Regions from separate parts of the Homo sapiens genome. Here region 2 is linked to region 1. A link is a loop called in an ENCODE intact Hi-C map of the cell type or tissue named here. Cell type or tissue: endothelial cell of umbilical vein. All regions are shown on one strand. Links, peaks and the distances in the headings refer to the core of each region. The heading gives the core; the rest is flanking DNA.

The links. A loop is a pair of places that touch in the nucleus more often than their neighbours do. Peaks named below come from ENCODE experiments on the same cell type or tissue, not always from the same donor. Only the 100,000 strongest peaks of a DNase experiment are listed, where the experiment ranks them.
Region 2: a loop joins it to region 1, with 4 times the contacts of the local background. A loop is called at or near these places in 5 of 110 quality-filtered maps.

What each region holds. Positions count from the first base shown.
Region 1 is chr5:136,762,295-136,778,253 of GRCh38, reverse strand. CTB-1I21.1 (a long non-coding RNA gene) reads right to left here. Exons shown (of 4, transcript NR_188339.1): 4 at 14,750-15,312. Among named protein-coding and RNA genes, the nearest start is that of CTB-1I21.1, 35 kb to the right of the region's middle. RefSeq lists an enhancer at 7,955-8,044. In endothelial cell of umbilical vein, for the core only: a CTCF peak has its summit at 7,974 (motif pointing right); a DNase peak (open chromatin) is centred at 7,993; H3K27me3 peaks cover 653 bases.
Region 2 is chr5:136,626,442-136,642,400 of GRCh38, reverse strand. No RefSeq gene overlaps it. Among named protein-coding and RNA genes, the nearest start is that of CTB-1I21.1, 100 kb to the left of the region's middle. In endothelial cell of umbilical vein, for the core only: no CTCF peak of the experiment used is centred there; a DNase peak (open chromatin) is centred at 7,140.

The sequences.
Region 1 (15,959 bases), core at 3,218-11,217:
TCAATCTCATTCATTTGCCCATTCATTCATCTACAAATGGACATTAAGCATCTACTAGTTGTCTGGCATTGTGCTAAGCTTACAAATAAAATGGTGAGCAAAAATGGATATTGTCCCTACCCTCATGAATCTGGGACTTTACATTTTTGCCAATATGATCGGTATGCCCTGATCCTTAATTGTGATTTTAATTTTAATTTCCCAGGTTATTAATGAAGTTGAGCACCTTGTTGTCATATTGGCAGCCATTAAAATGTCTCATGTGAAGGGATGAAACCAATAGATTTGTGTTTCCATAAGGTCTGTCTGGCTCTGGTATAGAGAGTGGACTGCGAGGATCCTGTCAGGAGGCTGGTTCAGCAATCCAGTCCAAGGCAGATGACAGCCCAGGTTGGAGGCAGACATAAGGGCACCAAACTAAGAAATTTAGGAGTTGTAGTTGACAGCAGTGTTTCCAAACTTCTGAGGGTCTTTAGAATTTGGAAACTGGAAATTGGAATCCTGGGGATTTTCAGGAATTTCCAAAATCATACCTTTTAAAAAAAAAACTTTGAACATTTCTCATATTTCTTAATTATTATTATGGATAGCAGAAAAAGTTGTTTCAATAAATAAGAAGTAAAAGGAAGGTTTAGAGACTTTATGAAGAATTGTAGCCTACAGATTTAAACACTGGAAAATGCTGGCACATTTTTGGATGGTACTGCGATAATGTAGTATTCAGATCTCCCAGGGAGATAAATGATACTTCACAGAATCGCATGTCAAAATTGCCCATTTTAGGATGTAATTTATTTGCAAAACTTACTATTTCTTGAAGCACCACTCATAAGATTTGTATAAAGCATACTATATTTATAAGCTTATTAATATTCATTTTACTTGAAAGAATGACTCACTATTAGCAGCAGAGAAGGCCAAGGACACACACTCATAAACATGTCCATAGCTACAAAGGAAACATTAATTAGATTATGACTGTCTTTGGGCTAATGTCTGGTTCCTAGAAATGTCCACCTTAACCTTTGATTTTTCTTGCCAAATTTTCCTGTTCTTGTTTGAACTTCAAGCCAGGAGTGTCTTTGTGTTACTCGTTAAGTTTTAACTCTCAAAGGAGATTTATATTATTTGTTTTTCATTTTCCTGATTTCTTGACTGATTTTTCTCAAAATTGAGGTGTTCAGAAAGATGTAAGTTTTCCAAGAAATACTGGAAAGGAATTTCAGCATGGAAACACAGTGCTCCTGGTAGATTGGCATGGTGAAACAGTCTGGCTGAAAGGGGGCAGATGAATCTTGTGCCTGCTTTTATGTGTTCTCTCCAAATCGATTAGTTTCCCTGAGATTGGTCATCATGGGAAAGCTGAGGCAGGTCAACTAACACACAAAATAGACATTTGAACATCAACAACTAACACACCACTCCATTATCCACAATGAAAATGAAATTTCCAAACGGAGCTCTCTTACTCCTCTTTTAAAAAGTAATACACCCATTCAGCCTGGACAATGTTATTACTTTGCATGAGAACCAAGAGATCCACCAACAAAAGAGGCCCAGCAGAGGAACAACTGAGAAGAAAGGCAGACAGCTACAAGCACACAAGAGGCACTGCTTTCTCTCCTAAATTACTTCTTTTTAATGTACAAATTGTGAGGTTTTTCTTATTACTGGGGGAAAAATGTTAATTTGTAAAACAATTGGGACTTTTTTCCACAATAAAAGCAAGAAGAAGAAATTGGAATCATCCATAATTCCAACTCGCAAAGATAACCACTGTTTATATAGAAAAGGAATTCTATGTATGAGTACACACAGACATGTAAAACTGGTCCTGTTTTGTTTCCTGTTTTTTTCTACTAAGTATGTTGTAAAAATGTTTCTGTGCTGAATCAGAGACTGCTATTTGTGCTCACTTGCTCTTTAGTAACAGAATCCATCAAAATGTTTTATGATTGTCCACAATTCTTTTAAAAACCCTACTTCCCAGCCTCCTTTCCATCTAGATGTGGCCATGTGACCAAGTTCTAGCCAGTGGAAGGGATGGGAGTACTGCACTGAAGGAAAGGGATATGCCCTCCGTTGCCCACTCTTGCTACTTTCAGCTAAAGGGAATGAAGACAAAGTGTGTACTGTCTTGGATCATGCTCTACAAGATAATAGGATAGAAGAAGACTGATAACAAGATACATAGACTGACAACAAAATAGAATGATAATGAGACAGAAGGCTGATATGACAAAATAGACTGTTAACAAGATAGAAGACAGAGGAACAAAATATAAAAAGACTGGGGCCCTGAGTGACTTCATGGAGCAGAGCTACTGCAAGCCCTGGACTGACCATCTCCAAACTGTGAATAAGGAAGAAACTCCCATTTTCTTTGCTTCATTATAAATTGAGTCTTCTTAATAGTAGCTAAATCTATATCCTAATACATGTCTCCATATATCCCTCTACAATACAGTTTGAATGACTGCGTATTTTTCATTATATTGATGTTCAATATCAAAATTTACTGAATTCAACTAAGTATAAATTGTTGGCCATTTCTGTTGCTTTTAAACTTTTCTTCATAATCAATTCCACTGCAATGAATATCCTCGTACATTAAAACAAGTAATATACCCATTGGAAGAGCAGAGAGCAGGCTGAAACACAAGTCTTTCTAAAATCTAGGCCTCTTCTCATGGGATCAGATACTCTGGACTTGGTATGGGGACAAGATGGGTCAACTAGAGATTTGAACATGATTCCTGGAGGTTGATTCTCTTTTAGGCACCTTACCAAATTATTCCTTGATTCAAATCCTGGAAAAAAACATTTTTTTACACAGTCATTATCTACTCCTGAAGATTAGGTGATTGATAACTTGTAAACCATGGCTGTGTCATAATGAAATATGCATGGTTTAAAACATAGAATACAGACAAAAACATTAATATAGGTATAAGACAAATTGAGATTAAAAAATAAAAAATAATCTGATTATCTCAAGTATCGATAAACAAAGTCCAAAGTCATCAAATAATCTCAATCCTTTCCCTTTGTTTTTGAATCCAAGCAGTGTTCACCCAGATGCATGAGAGAGTCTGAGCAGAGATGAAAGTAGAGATTAGATTCTTCTATCTACTGGTTTATGATAATGACCCCTGTTAGAACTTCTAATAGCATAGTCTTCTCCAGATGCTTTCTCAGAATTGTGACATGTATACTCATCTAGGAATGTGTAGCTATTGGTAGTGTTGAAGTTTATATGTGAACTTCACATATAAATTGGCACAGTCCCCCTTTTTTGAAGCATTTGTTATAGCTTTCTCCACAGGGAATATTTTTCAGGCTGTGTAGGAATAAGAAAATTGGGAGGAAAATGAACGCTATAGAGAGTCAGAGCTCTTAAAAATCTTAAGAATCTTAAAAATCTTAGAAATCTTAAGAATCTTAAAAATCCACAGCTATTTATATATCTTGAAATAAATGGCCTTCCTTTGATTGGAAGAGGCACTTCTAAAAGAACTTTTTTTAAAAAAAAATTGAACAACAGCATGATGGTAAAGTGGGAGAAAAAATGATCTAAGACCTGTCTGTCTGGTATAAGTTTCTCTTAGGACAAAAATCAGAATGACCATATTATCACACAACCTGAAGGAAAAAAACAAGTTATTTGAAGAGGTAGGTGGCAGATCTTCCACAAAATGTTTTGTGAGGCAAAGGATAAAATCAAGGAACTGATTGACAATGGGAGAAGAAACCTTTGGCTTGCTAACGTTTTTTTAAGAATTGAGTTTACTTTGCAAAGGCATTTGTGGCTAATGAAATTGGATAGGATGTTATTGTGTTCTTAGAAGACATTTTATGCGGAGAGGACTGGGATACACTTTCACAATTTTATTCTGTTGTTTTTTAAAGTATCAATTAATTGCTCGACTTTGGTTCATGCCCATTGTGAGGTAATCAGTGCAAGATAAGGATATAAGGATGCAGAGTGTCAGGAATGGGCAGTGAGGTGGATTTGTGGCCAGATCTTAACTGACCACGTGGATGATGGCATAAAGCAGATTATCAAAATCTGCCAAAAAATCCAGGAAATTCAACATTAAGTCAGAGTATTCTAGAGCAGTGTCTCTCAGCCTGACCATTGACCCATTGAAATATTTTTTAAAAACTTTAAACTTTGATGCCTGGTTCTTACCAATTCTTACTTAATTAGTCTGAGGAGTGACCTGACATTAAGATGTTAAATGTTCCCCAGATAACTCTGATGTTCAGACTATGTTGAGAACCACGGATCTAAAAGGCTGGCCAGGGCAATGAATTAGTGGTATCTTTTTGTCTCTTCACTATCTCTTGCAAGCCTAGGGAATCTAGAATGCACTTTCCTTTTGGACACTAGTTAAGCCAGACAGGGAAGACTACTGAGTAAGGTGATGTCTCTCCTCTCTGCACCCGAACCCTTCGTGCAGGGTTTAAAACTGTGTCTTTGTTCTTGTTCACACCAGTGTTTCCCCTTCATCTGGGCAATCAAACCCTATGCTTAGCATCAGAGCAGCTGGTGGTGCAACCCCGGATTTATAGAATCTGTTCTTTCTTTTCCTTTGCATTCTTTGTTTTGTTTTGTTTTGTTTGTGCTTTGTATTTACCTGGTTTTTAAATTTTTGTGAATTTTACACCAACATAAAACAAATGGAACTGTCACTTTTGCTTCCTAAACTACATAGCTGGTTTCATATAAGGGCATGTTTTACTTTTTTAATTTTTACGTTCATCAAATATTAAAACATGTTTTAAAAAATTATTTATTATTTTCTTTTGAATATTGCCCTGGGACTCACCAGCGGCTCATAATTGCTCTGCTTATATTTGACATTCTTCGTCAAAGGACGCTGGCGGCCCTAGAACTATAATATCTGATTGCTGCAGAGCAATGAATTTTCAACAAAGGCTTTTAGAGCTTCTACAAATTACCTGCTTCTTTTTAAATGCTCTATTAATGATCCAAAGATCTAAAGATCCAAAGTGTGGCATCATTAGAAAGTGCATTTTCCAGCTGGACAACTCATCGTACATACAGTATATCTGCATTTGGACTGTCTGTCCATGTTAGGAGTCTAGGGTCAGCCTGACCTGAAGCAGAGCAGAGATGCAGCCACACAGGCAAACATGAGAACCATGCTTTTACTATGAATTTAAATCTCTTGCCACGAACTGCAACTGGACCTTGTCTAGGACTCCCCTGACAGGGGCAGCACGTCCCGGGACACGAGGGGGTAGGGTCTTCTGAGCTCCTCTATTCACCACCTCCTGGCTACTGTCTTTCCCTCCTCCCTTTTCTCCTCCAGTTGCCATCTTCTATGGTTGGGCTATGTGTGGAGTAGAGGTGGGAGGGGACTGTGTGCCCTTGGAGCAGCAGACAAGGCAAGTGTGTCTGCTTCTTGATCTTGAAATGCTAAAATCAAACCTCCAGGGATGCACATTTCAGATGCTTGTGGTTCGGGCAAAATAGAGAGTAGGATTGGGCTGCACAGCTGGGCTCATGGCTGGTGGCTCAGACTCCAGCACTTGTGGGCTGTCAGAGTCCCTAGAGCCTCCCACAGTGGTGCTGTCCTTGTGTGATGGATTAGCCCCCTGGGGCCTCTTTCAAGGCTTAACAGTGCAGTGCCCACCTCTGTGCCCTGCTCCACAAGAGCCAGACATGAGGGAGAGGATCTGGCTCAGAGCTGGTTACTGCTAAAGCTAAGATGCATCAGCATCACCAGCCCAGTTCACCCCCAAATGCAAGATGATACACATCCCTGTTGCCATTGAACTTGGGTTGATTTTGAGTAAATTATTGATTAGCCATCCAACTTCTAGAATAATCATTTTCAAAGCTTCCGAGTCATCTGGTAACTTGTTAAAAATACAGATTTTCAGGCCATACCCCAGACCTTTTAAATCAGAAATTCTTGAAGGTGAGGCCTTTGATAGAATACTTCAGGGGAGTATTATATCAAACAGTGATTATGGGCAGAGGGGAGGGAATCAGCCTCACTGGATTACAAACCCTTGGGCAAGTTACCTAAGCTTCCAGAGCCTCCATTTTCTCATCTGTCAAATGGAAGCATGAGAATTGTGGCCTCGCTGGGTGGTTATGGTGCTCATTTGGAATGGAGCAGTGAAGTCCTTAGCACCTAAATCCCAATAAACATGAGCCCTTGTTCTGATCCTTTGTGGAATCTGCCTTTGTGCTTCTCTTGCGCTTCTGTTACTTTTTATCCTATAATCTATACTCAGGTAGTGAGAATCATTGCCATCCCACCTTGGGATGTGTGTCTTGCCTTCCTACATCATTCCTGTTGCTGGGAGCTGTTTCTTCCACCCAGACAATCCCTCTAGTTGGAGAGAGGTTGTCCCCCACACATTTTCATCGCTAAGGAAAAGGGTTCTCAGGAGAAATGGCAGGGAAGTCCTTTAACAAAACATGTCTGTATCACCCCTTCACCCATTCTGGCTCCCCAGACCATGGCTTTAGATTTAGGGGCACTCATGCAATCTCAAGGATATTTGTTCCTAGCTGTGCCCCATCCCAGAACCTGAGCATGGAGATATTCAAGGGCAGCAGTGACAAAACTAACAAATCAACCACATCTGCTAATGAGGGGCGGGAACTGTGCCTGGTGGTCGGGGTCCTTGGAGTGTGTGTGCTTCTGACTTCCTGTGACAAGGCATGGGTAGGGCACTTAGGTGAGAATGAACTTGGGCTGGGAGACAGCAGGACAGTTTTTGTGGGAAAACTCTCAGTCTCCACACTTTAATGGAAGGAGGTGACACAAAACAGTATCACTGTGGAGTCGTGAAAGGGTCTAGGTTACCAAACACACTGGTGTTTGAATTTTAAATCTTAGCCTAGCCACCTACTAGATAATGAGTCATGGGGCATATTATTTCTTGGAGATTTTATTTTCTCTTCCATAAAATAGAAATAATACCTCCAGCTTCCTGGGGTTAATATGATGATTAAATTAAATAAAGCATATGAAAGCACGTCTACAGATTATACCCCCACACTAATGTAAACTGTGATTTTTGGGAAGAACACAGATGTGGAATCACAGATGGGCTTGAAGTTCTGCTTGGCTTCTTCCTACCTATGTGACCTTATGCTTAACCTCTTTGAGCCCTGGCCTTTCCATTTGTGAAAAAGGGAACAGGCCTCCCACAGGAGCCCGCGTGGTGCTTAAATAAGATAGCAGGTGATTCGACACCTGCATGGATCAGATATACGGCAGGGGCTTAGTGAGTGCCAGAGCCTCCTCTTCTCCACAGATAGACGGGATCCTTCAAAGGGCTGGGGTGGGCCCGCTGGCTCCCTAGGTGGCTCCGCTGTGCTTGTTACTTCTGGAGCCTGTTGTGTCCACTCAACCCCATGCTTGGGTGTCAGATTCATCTTTTTTGAGAGCTTTGGTATTTAAAGGAAAAAGCCCCTTTCAAGGTGCTCCATAACTTGGGAGGAGTTGGCTGGGGTCTCTCTTGCTCTCTTCATTGGAAGAGAAGCGACTTCTCTTCTGGGATCTTGGCTCCAGCCATGCATACTGCTTCATTTCCTTCCTCTCTGACTCCTTGCAGGTCTTTCCTCATCCAGTCTTTACCCATGTCATCCCTCCTTCCTGGAGTCCTTCCCCAACCTCTCCACATACCACAATGTACTCCATGCTTAAAGGCATGCTATGGCTTCAGTCTTTTTGAGCCTTTCCTTCTCTGCTGCGACTTTATCTCTCCCTGAAAGCATATATTATCTTATTTGATTTCAGTGTTCCATTGAGGGTGTGCCCTCATCTCCTGAGGAGATTATACTTTTTTTAGGACAGGCACTGTGTCCCTTGCAGGTCTAGTGAGGGTGCCAGGTGAATAGTAGGAAAGCAGTGTCTATTTACCATGTTGAAGGAAAACGAAATATGTCAGCTCAGCGAGCAGTGAGCCTAGACAGCCACTTGGGGGCGATGAAGGACCAGACTGTGAGTGGGCTGGAGCATCTGAATGAGGAGCCCAGGCCAGAGACTTAGGGAGCAGGGGCTGTTGCATCACAGTCAGAGAAAGGTTCTCCGAGGAGGGTCAGAGGGCCGAAAACCCAGCAGAGGAAATGGCCCAGAGCCAGGCCCCCTCAAACGTCCCACGCTTGTTAATATGCCTCCAGTCATCCCAGAAGGGCCCGGGGCTGCCTCTGGAGTGCCCAGAAATCTGAGAGCCGAGGAGTTCTTCCAAGGGAGCATGTCCCCTCTGTACCAGACACAGTGCTGATGTAGGGGGTTCCTGACCTTCAGGGCAGCCGGATTAACCCTGGCACAGACCAGGATCATGGTTGGAGGATGGGGGGAGATCATACTTTCTGTGGCCTCAAGAAGCCAAGAAAAATACCCCAGAGCGGAGAAATCCACAGATCCCACCACACTGTGCTCTGAAAGCTGCTGCTAACAAGCCTTAGCTTCTTAGCAGCCAGTGCCAATCAATTTGGGGAAATTTGCCAGATGGGCTTTATCCTGGCTGGTGCTCCCAGCCTAGCTCTGCTGCCCCACCATGGGCCCCCGCTCCTTGCTCTGAGCTGACAAGAACTACCTCCTTCCCTTGGTGATGTGCGATTGTCACCCTCCTTGGTCTCACCCACACAGCCTCAGGGACACCTCCCAGGTTCAGGCAGGAGTAGCTCTAGGGTGCATAGGGGTTTCATTATTTTTCAGCAGCCATATTTCCTTTAGGCCTTGGCCTTCGTGGGACTTGTGGGAGGGTTTACCTCTGCCCTGTGTTCAAGGTGAAGGTTGTTGAGGTCATGGTTTGTTGGAGGGAAGCTTTGGCCGCAGTTGCAGAGGTAAAGCAGTGGTTGGTGGGGTGAGAACATGTGGTGCGCTGGCCTGGGTGGCCCAGTGGGATTTCTTTCCCCTGGTGTCTGGATGAACGTCCTGGGGAAGCACCCTTTGCATGACAGCTGCAGTTAATTCTGATTTATGGCCTCTGAGCCTCCCACCACCACCTGGAGAAGGAGCTGTCAAAATGGCTTTGTGGCAGACGTTGCTGGTATTTTTATACTGGTGCTCCCTGCCCTGGTCCTGGTGTGGCCTGTGCACCCTCTGTCTGCTAGCTCTGTGGAGAGAAGGCCAGCTCATCCTGGCCCTGCCTGGCTTGGCCCACTTAACCCAGGTCTGGCTGGCTATGCCCTCTCCCTCCTGCCCAGCTCATCTTCCCTTGACTGGCCTTGCTGACGCCCTCCCTGACAGATCCTATCCCTGCCCCTGCCCTGTCCCTTGGCTGCTAGGTGTTCCTTTGGTCCTCTCTGCACTTGCTCTTTCTCACCTGTGACTAATCTTTAGTGACATATCCTTCTCATTCTGGCCGTGAGCCCCTGGAGTATAAAACCGTGGTTGCTAGTCTCTGTTAAATCAATTTAATAAATGTTAACTGAGCATCCTCCATGTGCCAGGCGCTAGCTAGGTGCCAGCAATGCTCATGGAGCTAGACTAGCAGAGAAACACACAACACAAAGGTCACGGGTAGTGACAAATGCTACAAAAAAGCAAACAGTGCATGCGATTGAGATCTACTTTCAACACATCAGAGGTAAGTGGCAGTCATATTGAAACCTGAAAAAAGAAGGTGCCCAAGGGTGAGAGTCCTGTCTGTCTCTCAGACGGCTGCACCCCACTGCCCATGTAGACAGGAAGAGCATCTAGCTGAGGGTACAGCAAGTGCAAAGGCCAGGAGGTAAAACTAGCTTACATTTCTAGAAACTGATGAATGAGCAGTGTGAATTCAGTGGTTGATAGGAGATGAAATACTGCCAAATTTCACATGTCCAAGCTGAACTCATTTCCCCACAAAACCTGTCCCTCCTCTTATCTTTCCCATCTCCATTCTTCCACTGCTCAGGGGCCAAACTTCGCAGCTATCCTTGACCCTCTCTCTCACTCTGTAGCCGCTCTCTCAGCAAGTCCAGTCAGCTTCATTGTGCATGATGGCCATCCTAGTTCAACTCCACCTGGAGTGAGCAGGAGTCTCGTACCTGATTTCTACCCCTAAGCAGCCAGAAGGAACCTTTGAAAATGTAAGTTAGATGACAGCACTGTGCTGCTCAAATTCTTCTGTAGCTCACATCTCATTCAGAGCATAACCCGCAAGTGCATACGGTGACCCACAAGGCCCGGCATGCACTCTGCCTCTCCTATCCACTCTGCTCCAGCAGCAGCCTTGATTTCTTCATACATGCAAAGCACACACCCTACCTCAGGGCCTTTGCACCTACTCTTCTCTCAGCTGGAGGACTCCCTGTTGCATCCCCTTATACACACTTATCCACATGGCTTTTTATGTCTCTGCTTGAATATCAACTTATTATGGAGGCTTCTTACCAACCTGTCTACTCCTCCTCAATGTCTCCATCACCCACCCTGTGCACTTTCTTTGTTTTTTCTTTCTTTTTTTTTTTTTTTGAGATGGAGTCTTTCTCTGTCACCGGGCTGGAGTGCAGTGGCATGATCTCGGCGCACTGCAACCTCCAACTCCCAGGTGCAAGCAATTTTCCTGCCTCAGCCTCCCCAGTAGCAACCTCTGCCTCCAAGGTTCAAGCGATTCTCCTGCCTCAGCCTCCCAAGCAGCTGGAACTACAGGTGCGCACCATGACATCCAGCTAATTTTTGTATTTTTAGTAGAGATGGGGTTTCACCATGTTGGCCAGGATGGTTTCCATCTCCTGACCTCGTGATCCGCCTGCCTTGGCCTTCCAAAGCCCTGGGATTACAGGCATGAGCCACCGCGCCCGGCCAGCACTTTCTATTTTTCTCCCTGACATTTATCACCCTTTGATGCATTAGTTGTTTGTTTGTTGTCTGTTCCCCTTAGGATGGAAGCTCATTGGATGTAGGGACTTCATTCTGTTCATTGCTGTATCTCCAACACCTGCCTGGCATGTGGCAGATCCCCCAAAATATTTTGGAGGTCAGAAACATACACAGGGGTGGAACATGGAGAATGTAATAGACAGTATTAAGCACTGTAGGTTTTATTCTAAAAGCAGTAAGAAGCCATTGGGAAGTTTGTTTTTATTTTTGTTTTTTTGAGACAGAGTCTTGCTCTGTCACCAAGGCTGAGTGCAATGGTGCAATCTCGGCCAACTGCAACCTCCACCTCCTGGGCTCAAGCGATCCTCCCACCTTAGCCTCCTGAGTAGCTGGGACTACAGGCATGTGCCATCAAACCTGGCTAATTTTTGTATTTTTTATAGAGACAGGGTTTTGACATGTTGCCCAGGCTGGCCTTGAACACCTAGGCTCAAGCAATACACCTGCCTTGGCCTCCCAAAGTGCTGAGATTACAAATGTGAGCCATCATGCCTGGCCCCACTGGGAAGTTTTAAGCAGTAGAGAATGTGATCTGCTTTGCATTTTGAGTTTACTGTGGATATATTATGGAGAATGACTGGAAGCAGGGGTCCAGAGATGGAACTCAGGGAATGTGCTGGTGGCTTGCATCAGGATGGTCAGTGGATGTGAAGAGAAGAATGTGAGCAAAGTAATTGGCAGATGAGCTGGAAAGAAGCTGGTGCCCAGGGTCACAGACTCCTCATATGGCCCCAGGCCTCTGTGACTCACCGTCAGCCAGGCTGGGCACTGAGGAGGGCCTGCTGTGCTGGCGCTCAGGCAGATGCAGGGAGTTTAGACTCTGAATTCTTCTGCAGATGGGAGTCTGAACTGAACCATCCACACTTCTCCCTTCATGCCCAACGATGAACATCTTAAGAGCAAGGCTCTGTCTGTTTGCAACACTCTTCATTCCACTCCTCACACATACACACTGCTGAAGACATTCAACACTGCTGGAGGTTGGAGTCTCTGACAGTAAATGCAGAGACAAACTGGAATGCAAGTTGTCTATTAGGTCATGCCTGTAATCCCAGCACTTTGGGAGGCCAAGGCGGGTGGATCACCTGAGGTCGGGTGTTCAAGACCAGCCTGACCAACATGGAGAAACCCCATTTCTACTAAAAACACAAAATTAGCTGGATGTGGTGGCGGATGTCTATAATCCCAGTTCCTCAGGAGGCTGAGGCAGGAGAATCACTTGAACCCGGGAGGTGGAGGTTGCGGTGATCTGAGATCATGCCATTGCACTCCAGCCTGGGCAACAAGAGCGAAACTCCCTCTCAAACAAACAAACAAACAAACAAAAAACAAGATGTCTATTAGGAATGAACACCTGTGGAAGGAAGGGGAGGAAGCAGGAGGATGGGTCAGAGGGAAAAATCAAAATACAATGTATACCTGACAAAGCCTTGGCCCACTTGATAAGGAGCATGGGAGCAAAGATCACCCATCAGTGTTGGGCTGAGCTGAAATGGCTGGCCCTATACCACTGAATACAGGCTGCCCAGGAAGGTGAGACCCAGGCTCTTGGCAGCTGAGGCAGATCCAAGAGGAGCTGACAGCTGGAGGTGCCTGCTGTATTCCCCCAGCAGCTGGGGAGCAAGTCCTTCCTTGAAGGGGATTTGGGTGGCTTGTCTCTGAGTGTACTATGGACGATATACAATTGCTGAGGGCTACTTGAGTGAAGCCCACTGTTCCTCCCCCTATGATATAAACTGGTCCCCAAGAAGAGTTAGCAACAGCTTGGGCTCTTTCTAGGCCTCTGAGCCAACTGGCCTGAATTGAGCACATGAACTAGACGCTAGTCTTGTATCAAAGAATCTCTTCAGACTCCAAAGAATACTTACAGATGAGATTCATTGAGAGGGCAATTCAGAGTCATTTCAGCCTCTGTTATGTTGTGGAAAGATATAGGCCTTGTGATCCCAGACAGTCTAGTGTTCCAATATGGTTCTGCCAAACACTAGCTCATGAGCCCAGGCAAGTTGACAAGCTGTCTGGAGGTATTTTCCCTCTTCTGTAGAATGTGTGTAATGATATTCAGAAGATAGGGCTGTCTCACTAATCTTGTCTTCTCATTGGCCTGCAGGTTTTGTTGAATGAATGAGTACCATTTGTTGTCAGATACTTGCACCCTTGTCTCACGCAGGTCACAGCAGTCATAAGTTCCTGGAGGGCAGGGGCTTCTATTCACACTCACAGAGATGTGAACAGGAGCCACCCCTATTTTAGCACTTCTCAGTGCATGAGATTTCTTTGTCTAATTGCCACTTCTCCAGCCTGTGTGCATTGCCATTTTCATGACTGAAAATGTAGGGCCTGGTCCAGAGCCTGGCCCAGAGTTGGCCCCCAAAACACATTAGTTGGAATGGTTGACACTAGCCGTAACATCCTGGGGATTCAACATCAACCCAACAGTCAACTCATGACATCCTTTGAGAACAAGTCCCAATTTTACCCTGACCTCAGCCCATCTTTCTGGAATCTCATTTTCATGGCAGGCTATACGCTGCCCCAGCTGGATTATAAAGTTGATCAAGAGTGGAGCATTTGCCATAGCTCACTGGTTCAGAGGCATTTTAATGTCACCCTGGTAAGCCTGTCTAAATTTCTTCCTGTCAGCTCTCTTTCACTTAGAAATATTTTTTTTTCTCTAGGTTGTGAGATAAAAGATTGCATATCCACAGAGGAAAACATAGCCTTTGATAGGACTCCAAATAATTTATGTTTGGCCAATTCAGCAAATTGCCCCTTGGTTGTTCAAAGCACAGTCCTTCACTTTGCTCCATAAAGTCTTGTGTAGTAGGATAAGCACCTGCTATGGACCTAGAAAGACCTGAATTCAAGTCCTGTGAGGTCTTGAACAAGTCTGCCCAACTTCTGAGAGCTTTGATTCCCATATCTGTGATGCTTATCTTGCAGGTTGGTTGAGAGTTTAGAAAAGTAATTGCCTGATACACTACACCTGCTCGACAGCATGCACTTATCATTTCCTTTTGCCAAGGGAAGGAGATAGAGGGTAGGCAATGCTGATGTCTGTTTTATTTAATGCCGTGTGATTTACACTCAATGTGGGGACATGGAAAGTTCTGGCATCTGCTGCATTGACTCAGGACTGAGGAGGTCAGCAGGAGTACAGGCACCTGAAGAAGTGAAAAGCCATAGTATGGCCCTGAGAGGGACTGTCACAGAAAGTAGGAGCCTCTGAATTGTGAGCCAAAAGACAGAAGATTGAGCTTCTCTCCCATCAGTACCATCAGCACTTACATTACTCTTGTGGCAGATAGAACTGAGAATATGACTGAGACCCCTGCTCTGTCCTCTGCCTTCAAGAGAGCCTGGCTGTATCCTAAACACTGAGAAGTAGGCTGTTAGGTAGACTTTTCCAGGGAGGGAGAAGGAAAAGGGTTGGGGCTTGTAAACTTATAAACCAGACTGGAAGCTCCTTAAAGGTAGGAACTATGTCTGTATGGTCACTATTGAATTCTTAGCACTGAGCCTGACACACAGGAGACATTCAATATCTGTTTAATCCAAGCCAAGTTGTACATAGATTTTTTTCCATCCATCCATCCATCCATCCATCCATCTGACACCCATTTGCTAAGGGCATACTCTGTCCTTGGTACTGGATTGGTTGGGTTTATAGAGACAAAGTCAGCCTCTTACAGCTCACAGCCTAAGCAAGGGAGACAGCCATGGGTAACCCATAGTACCAGTGGGGACCAAATTTTCTGATAGAGAGGAGCCCTAGGAGCATGAGGTAGGCATTCAACTTGTGGGAGGTAGAGAAAGACAAAAAAAAAAATTCTGAAGGAAGGGCAGGCAAATCAAATAAAGACACAGGTCATCTAGTTCAAAGCTGTGATTTTCCATCGTCTCTTTATAAAGTTTCTTTGGATAGTAACATAAGGATATCTGTAAAATAGCTGGCCCTAGGTATTTGCTCTCCAAAACACTGCAGTTGTCATCATTATCATCATCTTCACTGCTGTCAACACTGTTTGCTCTGCAGGGAAGGTAGAGGAGAGTACCTGTGTCTTGCTGGTTTGTGTTGCACATTTACACCATCCTGTCCCATCTATGCTTAGGGCCAGGTCTCTTAGTTTCCTCAAAGTTTAGAAGGTCTCGGAGAAAGGAGTGACCTGAGTAAGATGGGGGAAAACTTCCAGGGTCCACAGGGGATCCTGAGGCTCTGAAGGACTTGAGAGGATAGTGAGGCAATTTGCTTGACTTTTGACCTTTCTTCCTGGGTCTTCCCCTCCTCAGTGACAGTTGGGCCTTGTGCCATCCACCAGGTGAGATCACAGCATTTCTCTCCTCTGGAGGACACAGCATCAAAGTGCCATCTTGGAAGCAGAGACCAGCCCTCACCAGACAACCAAACCTCCTGAATCCTTGATCTTGAACTTCTCAGCCTCCAGAACTGTGAGAAAATAAATGGTTGTTCTTTATAAATTACCCAGTCTCAGTTATTTTGTTATACCTGCACAAAATGAACTAAGACAGAAATTAGTCTTAGCATACTTGAGAGAAGTGAAGAGGGAGTTCAGCTCTGGTGTGGACCTAAGTTTTCGTGGAGGGTGCTAGAGGTCACTAGTGCTGGCTTTGGGAAGCACACTTTGTTCAGGGCATGGGACACATGCCTATCAATCCAGGCTTTCCCAAAGGCTCTTGATTATGAGTTCTGTCCTCATAGTAGATAGGAGACACTGCAGACATTCACATGTGGGAAGACTGATGGGGAGCTCCAGCATTCAGATTTCCATCAAACCACACATCCTCAGCCTCAACGTGGTATGAACCAGCCCATGGCCAACACACCACTGTTTCTTTTTGTTGCAAGGTGGCCAGTTCAGATTGGCACTCAGAAGGGAAGGTTTCTAACTGAACCAAATGCCAACCAACAACACTCAACCTTCTAATCAGGAGACAATTTAGTGGTGAGTGAGTACTTCCAGGTCTGGCTGTATGCTAGTTACATGCAAAATAAAATCTAATAGATCTAATCAAGTCATTCAAATACATTTATTTGTGCTTAATTAGGAGCAAAGGGGCTATAGTGTTCAACAT
Region 2 (15,959 bases), core at 2,534-10,533, 140 kb after region 1:
TCCAGGAGGCTAGGTCCAGGTCAGTCTTACTCACTAGAGTGTCCCCAGCATCTAGTGCTGAGTCTAACACACAGAAGCTATTGCAGAAACATCTGTTTTATCACTGTGGGTTTTCTTTTTCTTTTTCTTTTTCTTTTTTGTAAAGCAATTGGCAAAGTGTCTGGCACAAAATAAGTGCTCAGTAAATGTTAAACATATGCACCATTACTATCCCCTTTTACAGATAAGGAAACCAAGGCTCAGAGAATTCAAGTAACTTGCTCAAGATCACACAGGCAGTAAGTGATGATGACTGGATTTGAATCCAGACATTCTGGTCCTAGAGCCCACACTATTGAATTAAATTAATGTATCAGGTCTCTGCTCAATCCCAAGAGGGAGGCAGAAGTGAATAATTACAGTAAGTCCTGGCTCAGAGGGCAGCCAGCATCTTTTGGATTAAGATGGATGGTTTGGCGCGTTCTCAGAGAGCTGAGAAAGTTCATGTTCATTGAGAGCTTACTGTGTGGCAGATACTCTTATACACGTGTGAACCCATTTAATCCTTAGGCTCTTCAGGAATTGGGTAATCCCATTTCCTCCTGTAGTGAACCAAACTGAAGCTCAGAGAAGCTAAGGGACCTGTCCAGGGTCACTGGGCCAGGAAGCACCCAAACAGAGATTGTCTGATTCTAGAGCACCTGGCCTGGGTGGAACCACTCAAGCAGATGGCTGGACTGGGGTGTGGAAGAGCAGAGGCCCAGAGGGAGTTCTTGGAGCAAGGGCTGTCACTCTAGATTCCTTCTTCTTCTGTTGCCAGGCTCCTGTTCCAAAGAGCTATGTGGCATCAACCCTTCAGCCCTAATGCTACCCAGGAGCTGATCAAGAGACAGAGAAGCCCCACTCCTTGCCCTCACTTTGTTACCTAGCTCACCTAGCCTTCTGATCTGGTTAATTAAGTGGACTCTGGGGCCTGAGTGCATACGCATTTTCACCACCTACTAACTCTATGGCCATAAGCTATCTCACCCCTTTGAGCCTCACATATAAGAATAGGGCCAACTTCACTAGGACGCTGTAAGGATTCATCAAAATGATGCCTAAGAAGTACTTTAGCTCATTGTTTGGCACATTTCAGATATCTATGAAGTAGCTGTCATTCATGAAGTAATGAATCATCCCTCATCACCCAGGCTGGTGGTGCTGAGGGGACTGTGGATGCTTTCTAGTTCTTATCCTCGGTGGGTCACAAGGATATATGGGTAAGCACAGCACTCAGCATATAGAAGGTGCTCCATAAATATTGAGTTTACTTGGCTTCTTCTCCAGAATCAGCAAAAACAGAAAGCTAGGAAGAGGTGAATGTGCTGTGGCATGCCCAGAGCAGCTAGGGGCAGCGGCACAATGGGATGGCCATCTCTCCCTCCCTCTCTGGGTACATCTCAAGGGATATGGTGGGCCTGCAGGGCAGCTTTCAGAGCCTTTCTGAGGAAAGCTTCTTTGTCTCCAGGACATGCATGTTTACCTGGCTCTTTCAAGGGGATGCCCAGGTTGAAGGCTTCTCAGGCAGCAGGTCAGCATTCGTTTTACCACCTTTGTGGGCTGTCTCCAATTATGCTATGAAGCAACCTTCTGCCAAATAATAAATTCAAGATCCCATTTTTTCATGCAAATGCCACACCTGGGGCCAGAGGGATCTTGTCTGCTTGTCCTGAGATGAATTAGTAAGTGGTCCATGGATCCAGCTCTTTCTGTGTGCCTGGCTGCCTGCTAGCCCCTCCCAGGTCTCACATCAGTGAACCCTCACCCTTTCTGTGAGGCAGATGACAGCATCTCCAATTTTCAGGCGTGGAAGATGAAGCCAAGAGAGATTAGGTAATTTGTGCAGTTGTGTTATTCCTAAGGGGTGGAGCCCTTTGGCACCAAATTTTGTCTCTTATCAATATGCACCTCTACTTCCCACCACAAATTCTATTTCTCCCTACAGGTGGAATATCCGGCTGGCTCTTAGGAGACCCAGGTTGTAGGCCTGACACAGCCTCTAATTTGGGTAACCCCAGCAAGCTATTTAATTTCCTTCAGCCTGGGTTTCACTGTCAAGAAAGTAATAATGATGAGAACAATAATAATCATTTATTGTGTCATTACCGGGCATACTATGGAATTACCTGTGGCATCCTACTGAATCTTCACACCCATGCTTTGAGGCAGTCAATAATTTCTCTTGTTTCTCAGAAAGAGAAGGAGGTCCGTAGTGAGGAAGTGATTGGTCAGTTTCACAGCCAATCAGTGGCTAGGCCAGGATCCAGCGTGGAGTGGGATCCTAAGCAATGCATATCCAGCCTTCTGTCCCCAGAGGGGGAGAGGGTTGCACTATAATCTCTGAGGCGCCTTCTAGATCAATTTCTGGGATTCTAAGAAGGTACTAAGACAATGCCAAGGTGGCAGAGACTCAGGTCCACAGGACGGTTCAGTCATTCCAGGGCCATCCCATGTATCACTCTATCCTATCGATTCTCAGGCCCTGAGCTTTTGCTATCTCTTGGTCCCTGCTTGCCTTACCCTGTTCTTTCTCTACATTCTGTGAGCTCCCTTCCTTCAAGCCTCAAATCAAGTTTCACTTCCTCTGACCACTTCAGAGACACTTGGGCCTGTCTCTGCTCTTCGCACTTATTTGACACACATTTTGGATAACTTTGATTGCTACTTGACTTTAAGCTTCTAGTCTTGGATGTGACAGGTGCATAGTGAGCCATAGGATGATGACTTCACATGCATATTTCATATATGTTCATGCAGCCTGTGTGCTCCTACAGGTCCCCAGTGCATACATGGGGTGGTAACATACATTTTAACATTATGATTTCAAACCAATTTTAATGCATTATTTCCAAACTCAGTTTCTTTTATTTTTTTTACATTAAAAAGATTTAGATTCAGGGAGTACCTGTGCAGGTTTGTTACATAAGCATATTGCATGATGCTGTAAACTGTTTCTTTTTGTAGTTTTTTACCATCTTCCATGCCCTTTTCTACTACCTTTGAGGCAATTGAGGTCCAGGATGCTTCCACAAAACCAGGGCAGCAAATGCCATTAGCAGAAGCAGAACAACAAAGCGGTGTCAACTGAGATTCTCCATTCCAGGTTCTCAAACCCACCACAAGCGTCCTTAGTAAGGCTTTAGCTGGCCACAGCTAATAAATATGTCCTTCTCATTCCCTCTTTACTAGTAAGTCCTTTCATCCTCTTCCAAATAAGCCACACAGAGGCAGAGACAAGGAGAGGACCATAAAGGCCTGAATGAAGGAGGATGAAGTCCGCTGCTACGTTAGCTCTGTCCCCAAGAGAGAACTAGGGACATTTGCTCATCTGGACAGTTGTTACTGAGAAATATCATGTGGCTTCAGAGCTGCCATGATGCCACTAAGGAGCCAAGTAATGCACCTAGTGTAGAATCACATCTGTTTGCCTAATGTTAACCAGAAATACCCACTTCTCACCTAGCCTCCTGCCCTGTGATGAGACAGTAGCAGAGCATTGCAGACATCTAACAGATGGTGGAATCCAAGTACAGGGACCTTGTTAAAGGGTCTTTAGAAAAGGTGGGGAATGGTCAGAAGCGTCTGTCACCCACTGGAGGCCAAGGCTGTGCAGGGAGGGTGCAGTGTGTACAGTGTAGGATTTCCCCCATAAAAACCTTCTGACAAACCAATTACAGACACACCAGGCATATTGAAGAGGACTCTTGATGTTAATAATTTATTAGTATGAAGCTACTTCCTCAAAAGTAGCCCGTTGTTCAGGTCGCTAAGTCAATACCCGGCATCAAAACCTTTTTCTGAAATGTCAGGCCAGGAGGGACCTGATGGAGAAACTGAGAGCCACTTGCAGGTAGAATTACTATGTATTCATGTCTCTGCATACCCTTTTTAAGCTTTAGTGTTTGTTTATTTAAAGACAGAAAAGAGGCACACACTGGTGGTTAAACCCTGGCTGAGTTGTGGCTGTATGTCCCTAGGAAGGTAACCTGGGCTTTCTAAGCCTCTGCTTTTTCATCTGTAGACTGGAGATGGTAATAGTAACTGTTTTGTAAGGTTGTTACCAAGGTCCAGTGTGATCTTGTATATGGTACTGGTAGCCCCATCTGGTGTCCAATAGGTGGTAGCTGTTATACATGGACATACCAAGATTACTGACTGTCAGAGAGGGCTGTTCATTGCTGTCACTTCTCCCCAACTCTTCAAAGGAAGACATCACTGCAAGCCCCAAATCTCCTTTCGGCTTCTTACAGAGAAAGTAAGAAAGCCTTTTCTGGAAAAATGCTCCATGGAGAAGAATGAAGTCACTTTGTTGGTGGTGAAAAGACCATTTGAGAAACCCTGATCATGAGCTGAATCTCCAAGCTGTTCCTAAAGGAGCTAAACTTTGCCTGTTGCAGGTGGGTAGAGGAGACAGAAAGTGGGCGAAGAGCTTCCCAGCACGTGGAAACCTTCCGATCTGGCTCACCTCACCATCTTCATGATTCCCCTGGAGCACACACTGGTTCTGTGTCTGGCTGAGAGGGGCAAGGGAGCTGACCCTGCTCTCCGAATGAAGAAGGTGCTTTCTTTTTCTCTTTGAAAGAATCTTCAAGGACAATTTTAAGGTCTCTAAGATGGGGAAGTTTCCTTCTATTTTTGAGTGATGGACACTTTCTTCCTGGTGTTGTTGTTGGTTTTGGCTGTGGTCTCTTTAGTCTATTTGCCTCAATGACTAAAATTTTAGAAGAGGAAATATTTGGAAAAATATTCTCTACTCAAAAAATGGCAGAAAGGATTTAGATGACGCATTTTTAACTGAAGTAATTATTGAAAGCTGAATGAAATAATTACTCTTATAATAATAATGATGAACCCACATACTGTTCCTGAAGGTTGATGCTGGCCCATAGGTCCAATCTATGTGTATTGCCGTAATAAGCAGAGTGTATCTGCCTGCTATGTTTATCAAGCATGAGGTAAGAAGTAGTTGCAAACAAGACTAGAATAAAAGCAGAAAGGGAAATAAAATTTGGTGAATGCTCATATGTGCTGACAAGGCCAGAGGTTTTCATGTTAATACCCACCTCCAACAATCCCAAAAAATAGATGTCATTATTATCCTAACTATACAAATGAGGAGAATGAGGCATTCCCAAAATTATGTAGTTTGCAGTAGAGTCTGGATTTTTCTCACCTGAGAGTCCATGGTTTTGACCACTGTTCTATCTCTAGACCCCAAGAGAATTCAGTGGAAGAAATTCTGCATTTCCAATTAAACACTAGCAAGAATGCAAGGCCTTACTATGTTGATTTTTCCCAACTTTTCCCAACTGTTTCCCAATCTTTTCCCAACTGTTGTCCAACTTTAACATTTTGGAAGTTGTTTACAAGTATTATGTTCTGTTGATGTAGGGGAAAAAAATGAACTGAGAAATAATGGTGATAAAACTATGCAATTTATTATTATTTATAGCTCATTTGTCTGGACGGTTACATAAAAACTGAGCAAAGGGACCAGGCACAGTGGCTCACACCTGTAATCTCAGCACTTTGGGAGGCCGAGGGGGGCAGATCACTTGAGGTCAGGAGTTCTAGACCAGCCTGCCCAACATGGTGAAACCCCCTCTTTATTAAAAATACAAAAATTAACTGGGTGTGGTGGGGCACACCTATAATCCCAGCTACTTGGGAGGCTGAGGCAGGAGAATCGTTTGAACCTGAGAGGTAGAGGTTGCAGTGAACAGAGATTGTGCCACTGCACTCCAGCCTGGACGACTGGGCAATAGAGTGAGACTCAGTAAAAAAAAAAAAAAAGGGAAGGAAGGAAGGAAGAAACAGAGCAACAGAAAAAATGTGTGGTGGAGAAGACTTCGAAGCTTGGAGGATCTGAGTTCCAATCCCTACTAGCTTACTAATCAGCTGTCACCTTAGAGTAAATTACTTAATTTTTCTGCCCTTCAATTTGCTGATCTGTTAATTAAGAAAAATGGTAACTTCCTCCTTTGAGGAAGAACACTTTTGTTCTTGTGAGAAATAAATCCTTTAAAAATTGTGAAACACTTAGGACCAACTAGATATAGCACGGAGCAGACTCTAAGAATTTGAAGCTGTGTTCAACATTTTGATCACTTATTCAGAAATCTTTATTCTATCCTATGAACTGAGCTTCTGCAGGATGCTAGGTTTATTTTTAAGCAGATCAGCTGTTCAAAGACAGCTGCAGTAACCATGACCAGTCAACTGGCAAATAATAAAAAGTAGGAGTATTTCCACTAAAGGAAAAATTTCTCAGAAGTGCCCTACTGGGAGATATTAACAACTACTACCTACATTTGCAAAAGTGAATACCTTTCCTCCATGGATGGTTATATTTGGTATTCTTCATATATTTATGTAAACACAGGTATTTCAAATTTCCCATCCCTTTATATTCATTGGATTTTCAAGAGAAAAATAATCCATGTGAGATATTACAAAAAGAACACTTTGGAAAGAGATCTGCAGCTGTATGGAAGAATTCCTTCTCTCTCCTCTTTTGGTCCAAAAGTCATGATGAACTCCGTGACTCTCAGTAAAGTATTGCCAGACTGGTTTCCAATCATGTGCCTTATTCTTCCCAACCTGTGAGCTCCTGTTCAGAGTTGCTTAATTAACTTGGACCCAAGTTACTGTTTTTTTTTACTTGCCAGTTCAACTTGATGGAATGTTCAAAGTAAAATTTCAAAAAGCAGAAAAGGGAAGCTGCTGTTTTCCCCAGTGTCCAGGGTTTTTATTTACCTTTTTCTCCTTTGTAGGGGAAAACTCAAGAACTTCTCCTGCCTGGATCTCTATAACCAACTCCCCAATCCCACTGTGAAGGGACATTTCATTTTGCTAACTAATTAATAATACTCCTTTTGAAGGAGAACAATCCCCAAAAGTCTCTGCCCAAAGCCCTTTGATCACTTGTTCTTAATGAAATAAAGCAATTCAATAACTATAAGACAGAAATGTTAACATTTAAGACCTTAACTGAGGTTCTTTCATGGGAGAATAAGCATCTAATGAGTTTTCATGTTTTCCTTTCCTATGCTTGTAACACTTTATGTATTTGCTGTTTGTCTGGGGAGGAAGTGTTTGGGAGGCTAGGGACGAGGAGTTAGCCAAAAGGAAATATGGCTGGCTGGCTTAATTATTTTTCTTTGTTTAGAATAATATCCTTTAGAATGAAGAACGGCAGTGCATTGCCCTGTATAAATTACTTTACATTAGCTTCCTACCCAGTGGGAAAGGAGGAAGAGAGAGCACTAGCTTACCTAACTCTGCCTAGGGGAACAGCATCACAGGACTGTGGTTAATGCAATTTATTAAATGCATTTTTAGTTTCTTGGCAAAGAAAATCAACCTTTGAATAAAAGACATAATTGTTTTTATACTCCTAATATGAACCTTTATGTATCTCTTTATTATGGGGTAGCTCAGAGAGTGCAAATGTTCTATTCCTTTGGGGAGATTAATTCAGCATTCATGCTTTGAAATCTTAAAACATACCAGGTTCTGGATCTAACATTCATTGATGACTTCATAACTGTTCTCAGCTCTAGCTGAGAGTAACCTGTGGAAATGTAGAAATACACTAATTTATCTTGTCCCCCTCCATCCTGAATACCCACAGAGTTTCAGATTCACAGGGTCCGGAGGGTTCAGCTGTCTGTAGTTTAAGAAGTACCCCAGGTGGTTCTGATGATCCTTCATGTTTGAGAACTAAGAATTCGTAAGAATGGTTCTTACACTTTAGTGTGCATCAGAATCTTCTGGGCTCACATAGCTGAACCCCATCCCCAGTGCTTCTGATTCAGTAGGTCTGGGACAGAGTTTGAGAGTTTGCTTTTCTACAAAGTTCCCAGATGATGTTCCCAGAGGATACTGCTGATCCTGAAACCACACTTTAAGGATCAGTGATCTAAAATAGAGGTCAGCAAACTATGGTCTGCGAACCAAATCCAGCTTGCTTCCTATTTTTGTAAATAAAATGTTATTAGATCACAGCCACATTCATTCATTTACATATTCTTCATGGCTGCCATTGCCCTATAATGGCATAGGTGAGTAATTGCAAAAGAGACTGTATAACCCATAAAGCCTAAAAATATTTACTATTTGCAGAAAAAATTTGCCAGCTACTGGACCAAGAGATGGTAGTCCAATCTTGGGCTTTTAACTGGGGATAGTGTTGTCAGATAAAATATAGAGCACACAGTTAAATTTAAATATCAGATAAACAAAGAATATTTTTAAAATTAAAAGTATATCCCCAATATTGCACGGAACATAGGTATACTAAACAAATTATTCAATAAATCTCATTTCATTGGCCTGAACTAAGTCACCGGGCATAACCAGATGTAAAGTAACATTCAGTGAGGGTGTTTCCAGGCAGGGTAGCACTGTGACTCAATAGAATTTTGTGAAGAAAGTTGGGAATGGTATTTGAGACTAAGTGCAAGCTTCATCCACACACCCTTGGGAATAGGACCAACTCTGGAGGCAGGTACCCATCCCCCTGCAAGACAAGATGGGAAGGAGTCTTCAAGCAGCTGTGGCCTGGAGAGCAGAGTGAGACAGGGAATAGCAAGTGCCCCCAAAAGACTCTGGTTATCGCTGGTAAGATTAATCCTTCTGCTCCAGACATGTGCTTCTTTTTCCTCAGAGAGGTATCAGTAACTGAGCACCAGAGACTTGACTAGTTCCTGCTTCTGATATTCCTAGGTCATTCTAGCATGGACCCACTAGAGCTGGGTGATCTATTGCAGCTACTAGGCATGAGGCTTGCACTGAACAGATTTGCCCATGTAGTATTTTGAGTTGCTTTTTAGAGGTTCCATCTGACACTTAAAATTTGCCTTTCTGCTGAAAGAACTCCTGCCATACTAAACTTTTCTCACTCTTACACATTCAACGTTTCAGTAAAATAAACAGTCATGGCTATTAGTGTTATTTCATGATACACTGACCATTATGGTGTCTGAGAAAGATATAAAAATTGTGTTGTATGCAAATGTTGATCTAAGGGATCATATGGCTTAATGATCATATAGTTAAGGGATCATATGGCATATGCTTTGGAGTGATACGGAATCTAAATTTGAATCTGCAAATTTGAATCCAGGCTGGATTGCTCTTATACTGCTCTTTTTAGCTTCTTACTTGCTTATGACCTTAGGCAAAGGCAAGTTATTTAAGCTTCTTGAGACTCAACTTATTCCATTGAACAGTGAGGGCAAAAATAGACCCTATCTCATAGGGTTGTGATGAGGATTAGGGAGACGAAGCATGTAAAGTGTTCAACACACAGCCTGCTCATGGTGAGTGTTCAGTACGTGCGAGTCTGTTGTTATTATTTACTAGCATTAGTTATTATGAATGTAAACAATTAACTATGTGACCAACCACCTATTAGATCTCAAACACATTTTATTTTCCTCCCTCCAGAACTGTAACATTTGGAAAAATTTTTATCAAATTTCAACCCTTCATATATGGATAACTGATTTTCAACAAATGTGCAAAGGCAACATACTGAAGAAAAATGATCTGACAATAAATGGTGCTGGAACAATTGGACATACACATGCAAAAAAAAAAAAGACCCAAACACTTATCAATACTTTACACCAATAAAAAAATTAACTCAAAATTGATCATAGATCCTGATTGTAAAACCTAAAACTATAAAACTTCCAGAATGACGTATAGGATAAAACCTTGTGACCATGGGTTAGGTAAAGATTTTTTTTAGTAGGGCACCAAAAGCAGAATAAAACAACAAAATGATAAATTCCATTTTATCAAAAATTTAAAACTTCAACTGTTTGGCAGACCATCATAAGGAAATGAACAAAAAGGCCACAGATAGGAAGGAAATATCTGCAAATCACACATCTGATAAAGGACTTATATCCAGATTATAGAAATAACTCAGAACTAAATAATAAGAAAACAGCAACCCAATTTTTAAAATGGACAATCTATTTCAACAGTCACTTCACCAAAGTAGATATTTGGACAGAAAATATGTGCATGAAAAGATATCCAACATCCTTACTCATTAAAGAGATGCAAATTCACACTAAAATGAAATATCACTACACATCTATTAGAATGGCTTAAATTTTTTAAAAGTTGGTCATATCAATCCCATGTATTAGTGATGATTTTCTTCATTGCTTGTGGGGATAACAATGATACAATCTCTTTGGAAAAGAGTCTGGCAGTTCCTTAACAAAATTAAATATATATGTACCATATGATGCAGCCATTTCACTCCTATTTACCCCAAGAGAAATAAAAGATAGATATGTTCATACACAGACTTGTATTTGAATGTTCATAGCAGCTTTATTTTTCATTGACAAAAACTGAAAACAGCTCGAATGTCTGTTATCCAGTGAATAAATAAACAAATTGTGGTATGCAGGAGAACACAACTCAGCAATAAGAAGGAATGAACTGTTGATTTATGCAACAACCTGGGGGAAAATAAAAATAATTATGCTAAATGAAAGAAGTCTGACAAAAGAGAGTATATACTGTTTGAGTCTATTTATGTGAAATTCTAGAAAATGCAAACTATTCCACAATGACAGAAAGCTGATTGGTGATTACCTGGGGATTGGGAGCAGGGAGAGATGAAAGGGAGAATTTCCAAAAGGCATAAGGAAACTTTTGGGGGTGACAGATTTTATTATCTTGTTTGTGCTGTTGATTTAACAGGTATAAACGTATGACAAAATATATAAAATATTCATTTAAGTATGTGCAGTTTATTGCATGTTTTTGCATGTACCTTCAATAATGCTAGGTAAAAACAAGTTCAACACTTCACCTTCTGATTTCATCCTCTCTCCACTATCCCCATGCTCTGATCTGAGAATTAAGGCTAGAGCTGATGCTGACTCACTGTGGCAACAACCGCACTTATCTGGACTCTTTGTTGCTGTGAGTTTAATCTCTCCTATTGGATTATAAGGTCCTGGAAGGCAAATCCTGTACTTAGATGCCCCTGGGGCTGAGCCTGCTCTAAGAACAGTGCCCTGCTGTGGCTTCCTGTGCCCTGGTCTGCCCACCTTACTGGCAATTCCAATCTCTAAGTATGTCCTGAGTTGAGACTGCACAGCAGAAACCACCCTGGCAACTAGCCCCACCTTGGCCACTGACTCCTATCCCTGCCAGTAATGCCTGTGTGTTGCCCAGGGTCCCCAAATCTCAATCCTAGGCTGAGCCAACCTCAGGCCATGTCACTGAAGGACTCACATGCCTTTTGCCAGTGCGCGTATGTGTCTCCCTGGGCAAGGCTTTTCCATCGTGTGCCAGAGTGGCTTTAGGAGCAACCCTAATCTAATTTGTCTGGGAGCAAGGCCTGAAGGTTAGAAATTGAAGCTGGTGTCATTGAATCAACATCATTCCCGCTTGGTTACCTGCCCTTATGGGCTGGTATGATCTGATGAGAGCAGACCCGGGATAAGCAGAAAGATGTCTCCGTTCGATCCCTGCCCCCAGGGGAGCAGCCTGCAGGCCAGGCAGACTTGTAGGTCCTCTCTTTCCAGCAGCAACTGAGTCTGGGAATTCTGAGAGGAAAAGGCATCACTACATGGGAGCTATCTTGCGGAAATGCTGATAAATCGCCCCCTACCTCCAAATGGATCTCAGTGTACAGTTTCGTCATGATTTTCAAAAACTAAATAAGCCAGTATAAAATGAAATGGTCTATGCAAAGTAAGTTCTCACAAATGTGATATGTTCCATGTGTTGGATGGAGTTATTAGTCAGCGCTAATGTTTAATTAACACAAAAATGCCCAATCCAAACAGCCACCACTTTCCTGTTCCACAGCTTGATCATGCATAAATTGACTGAAGCTCTGTGAATTTCACCTAATTCATATAATGAACTTCATCATGTGAGGAAGATCCAGGTGGGCCCTGATGGCACAGTCCTTCATTGATGGGCTGGCTCAGGAAGCCCCAGCATTACAGGTCAGCATACACTTGTCCTCAGTGATTAAGGCCCCTTAAAAATTGGAAAGAGATCATAAGACCTACTAAAACCTGAGCCATGCTGAGATTCTGTTTCCCCTCCCTTACTCTTCCTTCTGTGGGCTGCTAAGCCTGCTCCACTACAGTGCCCCAGGGCTCACTGGAGCGCTGGAGCAGACCCCAGAACTCTTAATGTGGGCCACGGCAGACTCCCGCCCCCTCCTAAGACAGCATTCATCAGGCAGAAACAATAAAAATATCCCCTATGTGCTCTGTACTGTGGTAGATACTTTGAGTGTGTTGCCTTTTTAAACCTCACAACAACCCTGTAAGTTAGCAGTTATTATTCCCATTTCACAGCCAAGCAAGTTAAGGGTTAAAGAAACTACTAATGTTTCTCGAATTTTAATGTGCATCTGAATCACTCGGAGGTCTTACTAAATGCAGGTCCTGGTCTGATCCTAGATTCGCATTTCTCATCTGTTTCTAGGTGAATAGCAAGAAGCGGCATGATTTCCCATTTCATCAGCCATAAAGGGCAGAGCTGGGGTTGAACCTGGTTAGTTGAACTTCAAGGCCTGAGCTCATCCACTTGCCAGGTATCCTGTGAGGTGAGGGCTGGGGGTGGGGGGCAACTGTGTGTGATGAATCAGGACGTGATGCTGCCTTGGAGGATTCCCAGACTGGCCAGGGAGGCAGACACTTTTACTGAGTAATGAAATGTGCTAAGTGCTGCATAAATCGTGTGACAAATTCCTGTGGGTGCCAAGGGATGGGGAAGAGGGAAGGGATTCATCCAGCCTGGGAGGGAGGGGGTCAAGGGAGGCCTCAGAGAGCTTAACCTTCAACGAAGGGTAGAATTCAGCCCTCAGGGAAGAAGAGAAATGGCTTCACAAGACATTTTGGTCTGAAAGGGCAGCCAGGGCAAAGGCCCAAAGCTGAGACAGTGAGTGCTGCGTTCCGGAACGGTGAGAAGTCTAGCGGGACCGAAGTGTGTCCTCGGCTCCCACCTGCACAGCGCTCTGCTTTTGTTAACAATTTCTGCTGTCCTCCAGCCATGAGTCCCTCACACCACACCATGTGCCCTGAGTAAGTAGGTCAGGAGGGAGGGGCTGGGGAGCCAGGCACTGCAGGGCTAGGGATTTGCTTGTCTTCTTTCTGCCTGGCTCTGGCACCTGCTCTAGCCCATCCCTTCTCCTCCTCCCTGGCCAACCCAGACCCAGTGAGACAGAGCAAAGGAAGGTGGGCTAAGGAGGCCTTGAACTACTCTCTGCCCTGGGTACTCCCCAGGAAACGTGTCAGGGGCTCTGAGGAACAGGAGGAAGGAGCCCATTGTTCTGGGAGTCTCAATCCCTGCTGCACACCAGTCACCTGGGGGACTTTGGAATATACAGAGAGGGGCCAGCCCCACCCCAGAGCTTCCTCAGAAGATTGAAATATGCAGCCAGGGTTGAGAACCCCAGATAAGCATGAACTCAGAAAAGCTTGGGGCAGAGAGAGCCCACAAGGTTCCTGGGAAGGAACAAATATTTCAGACATTGCTACAGCTGAGAAAAAAAGCAAACTATGATTAGTTTCTAATATGAAGAACTGAATTGAAAGAGGGTAAGAGAAGACCACCTAAACCATATGCAGTTTGTCTAAGATTAAAGTATGTTTTAATAATATTTGTGTGTCGCATCTGATTACTTCAGAAATTTACAGATACTGAAGAATATTTGAAAGTTTTACAAAAAATATAAAGAAGAAAATTGAAATCTGACCACCCAGAGATATTCACCCTTATGGTAGATTTTTTCTAGTCTTTTTTTCTGGGCATGTTTCTAATATAAACATACATGTGCATCTGTCAATAGGCGATCACATTGCTCACACAACTCACTCCCTGATATCGTGTTTCATGTGTATTTTATTGTCGATTGTTCCCTTCACATCCCCAGAGAAACCCCTACAGGCAGGAAGTTTGTGTATTTTGATCCCCTCTATAGCCTCAGAGTTTATGGTATCTAGCACACAGTAGGCACTCCATAATTATGTGGTCAGTGGTGAGCATATTTGTCCTTTAAAGTCAGGGCCATTGAGGTCAGACTTAGATCCAGTCCCAGTTCTGCCATTTACTTGCACAAGCTACCAAAACCTGCTAACCCTGTTTTCCTCATCTATAAAATGGGCATAAGAAGAAAACTGGCCTGAAGAAGCACTGCTTAGTATAGAGCCTGGCATGAAGTAAATCCTCAGTAAAATGTTAGCTGTGACATTATATTTTCTGTATTAGGCAAGTCCTCTTGGAAATTTGAGAAGAGACAGGCCACAGAGTCTACTGGTACAGAAGGAAGATGTTGTATATCTTAAAGACACACAAAGCTGAGAAAAAGAAGCACGGAACTTCAATTGACCTCATCTACAAAGTTCTGTTTTAGAAGAGTGTATCAGTCAGGGTGCTCCAGAAAACAAACACAATAAGAGATCACACACACACACACACACACACACACACACACGAGATTTACTATGGGAATTGATTATGAAGTTGAGGCCACAGCCTGCCATCTGCAAGCTGCAGAACCAGGAAAACAGGTGGGGTAATTCAGTCCCAGTCTGAAGGCCTGAGAACCAGGGAGGGGAGTCAGTAGTGTGACTCCCAGCCTGAGAAGAAAGGTTTGAGAACCAGGGAAGACAATGCTGTAGTGTCAGTTGGAGTCTGAAATCTGGCCCAGAACGAGGAACACCAATGTCCAAGCGCAGAATAAGATGGAAGTCCCAGCTCAAACAGGAAGCAAATTCATCCTTCTTCTTTTTGTTTTTAGGAAACTTTTATTCTATTCAGGCCCTTAACCAATTGGATGATGCCTACCCATATTGGTGAGGGCCATCTGCTTTATGTGAACTACAGATATTCAAATGCTGATCTGTCCTAGAAACAACCTGAGAGACAGACACATCCAGAAATAGTGTTTTATCAGCTATCTGGGCATTCCTTAGCCTAGTCAAGTTGACACATAAAATTAACCATCACAAAGACAAACAAAATAAGTAAACAAAGCAAATTAAGACTATCCTACATCCTGAAATATCCTTGATATGGTTTGGCTGTGTCCCTACCCAAATCTCATCTTGAATTATAGTGCCCGTAATCCCCATGTGTCGTGGGAAGGACCAGATGGAGATAGTTGAATTATGGGGGCGGTTTCCCCCATCCCGTTCTCATGATAGTGAGTTAGTTCTCATGAGAGCTGATGGTTTTATAAGGGGCTTCCCCCTTCACTGGGCACTCATTCTCTCCTTTGCCACCATGTGAAGAGGGATGTGTTTGCTTCTCCTTCTGCCATGGTTATAAGTTTACTGAGGCCTCCCCAACCATGCTGTACTGTGGGTCAATTAAACCTCTTTCCTTTATAAATTATCCAGTCTCAGGTATGTCTTTATTAGCAGCATGAGAATAGACTAATGCAATCCTACAGTGCTTTCTTCCAGACATTTGAAAAACACATTGATATAATGCTCAATAAAAAGTTGAATGTTATTCAGCCACCATTTTTTTCCTTCTCCAGAATCCTCATTGAAGGGTCAGAATTGTGTCCTAGATTTGGCAATGCCTTCTTCTCTGATGCAGAAGGGACTCCCCTGCAGATCTCTAGTCTCTAAGACAGAACATTGCCAGGTGACAGCATGGCAAGCCTCCGGCAGAACTCCCTGTCCCTGAGAGGGAAACTTTGTGCCTGGCTCTAGGGGATGCTGTCTCAGATTATGTGTCACCTTTTGGTCATCACCATTTGTCTTGATTACATTATAATATGAGAACCATAAGAGAAGCTTAAGAGAAAAAAAAATTCTCTAGTATCTAGGACAGAGCCGTCCATGATGTAAACTAAACATTCGATAAATATTCGTTGAACAAAAAATTTTTATCTTATTTATTGAATAAAATAATTGTTAAACAAAATA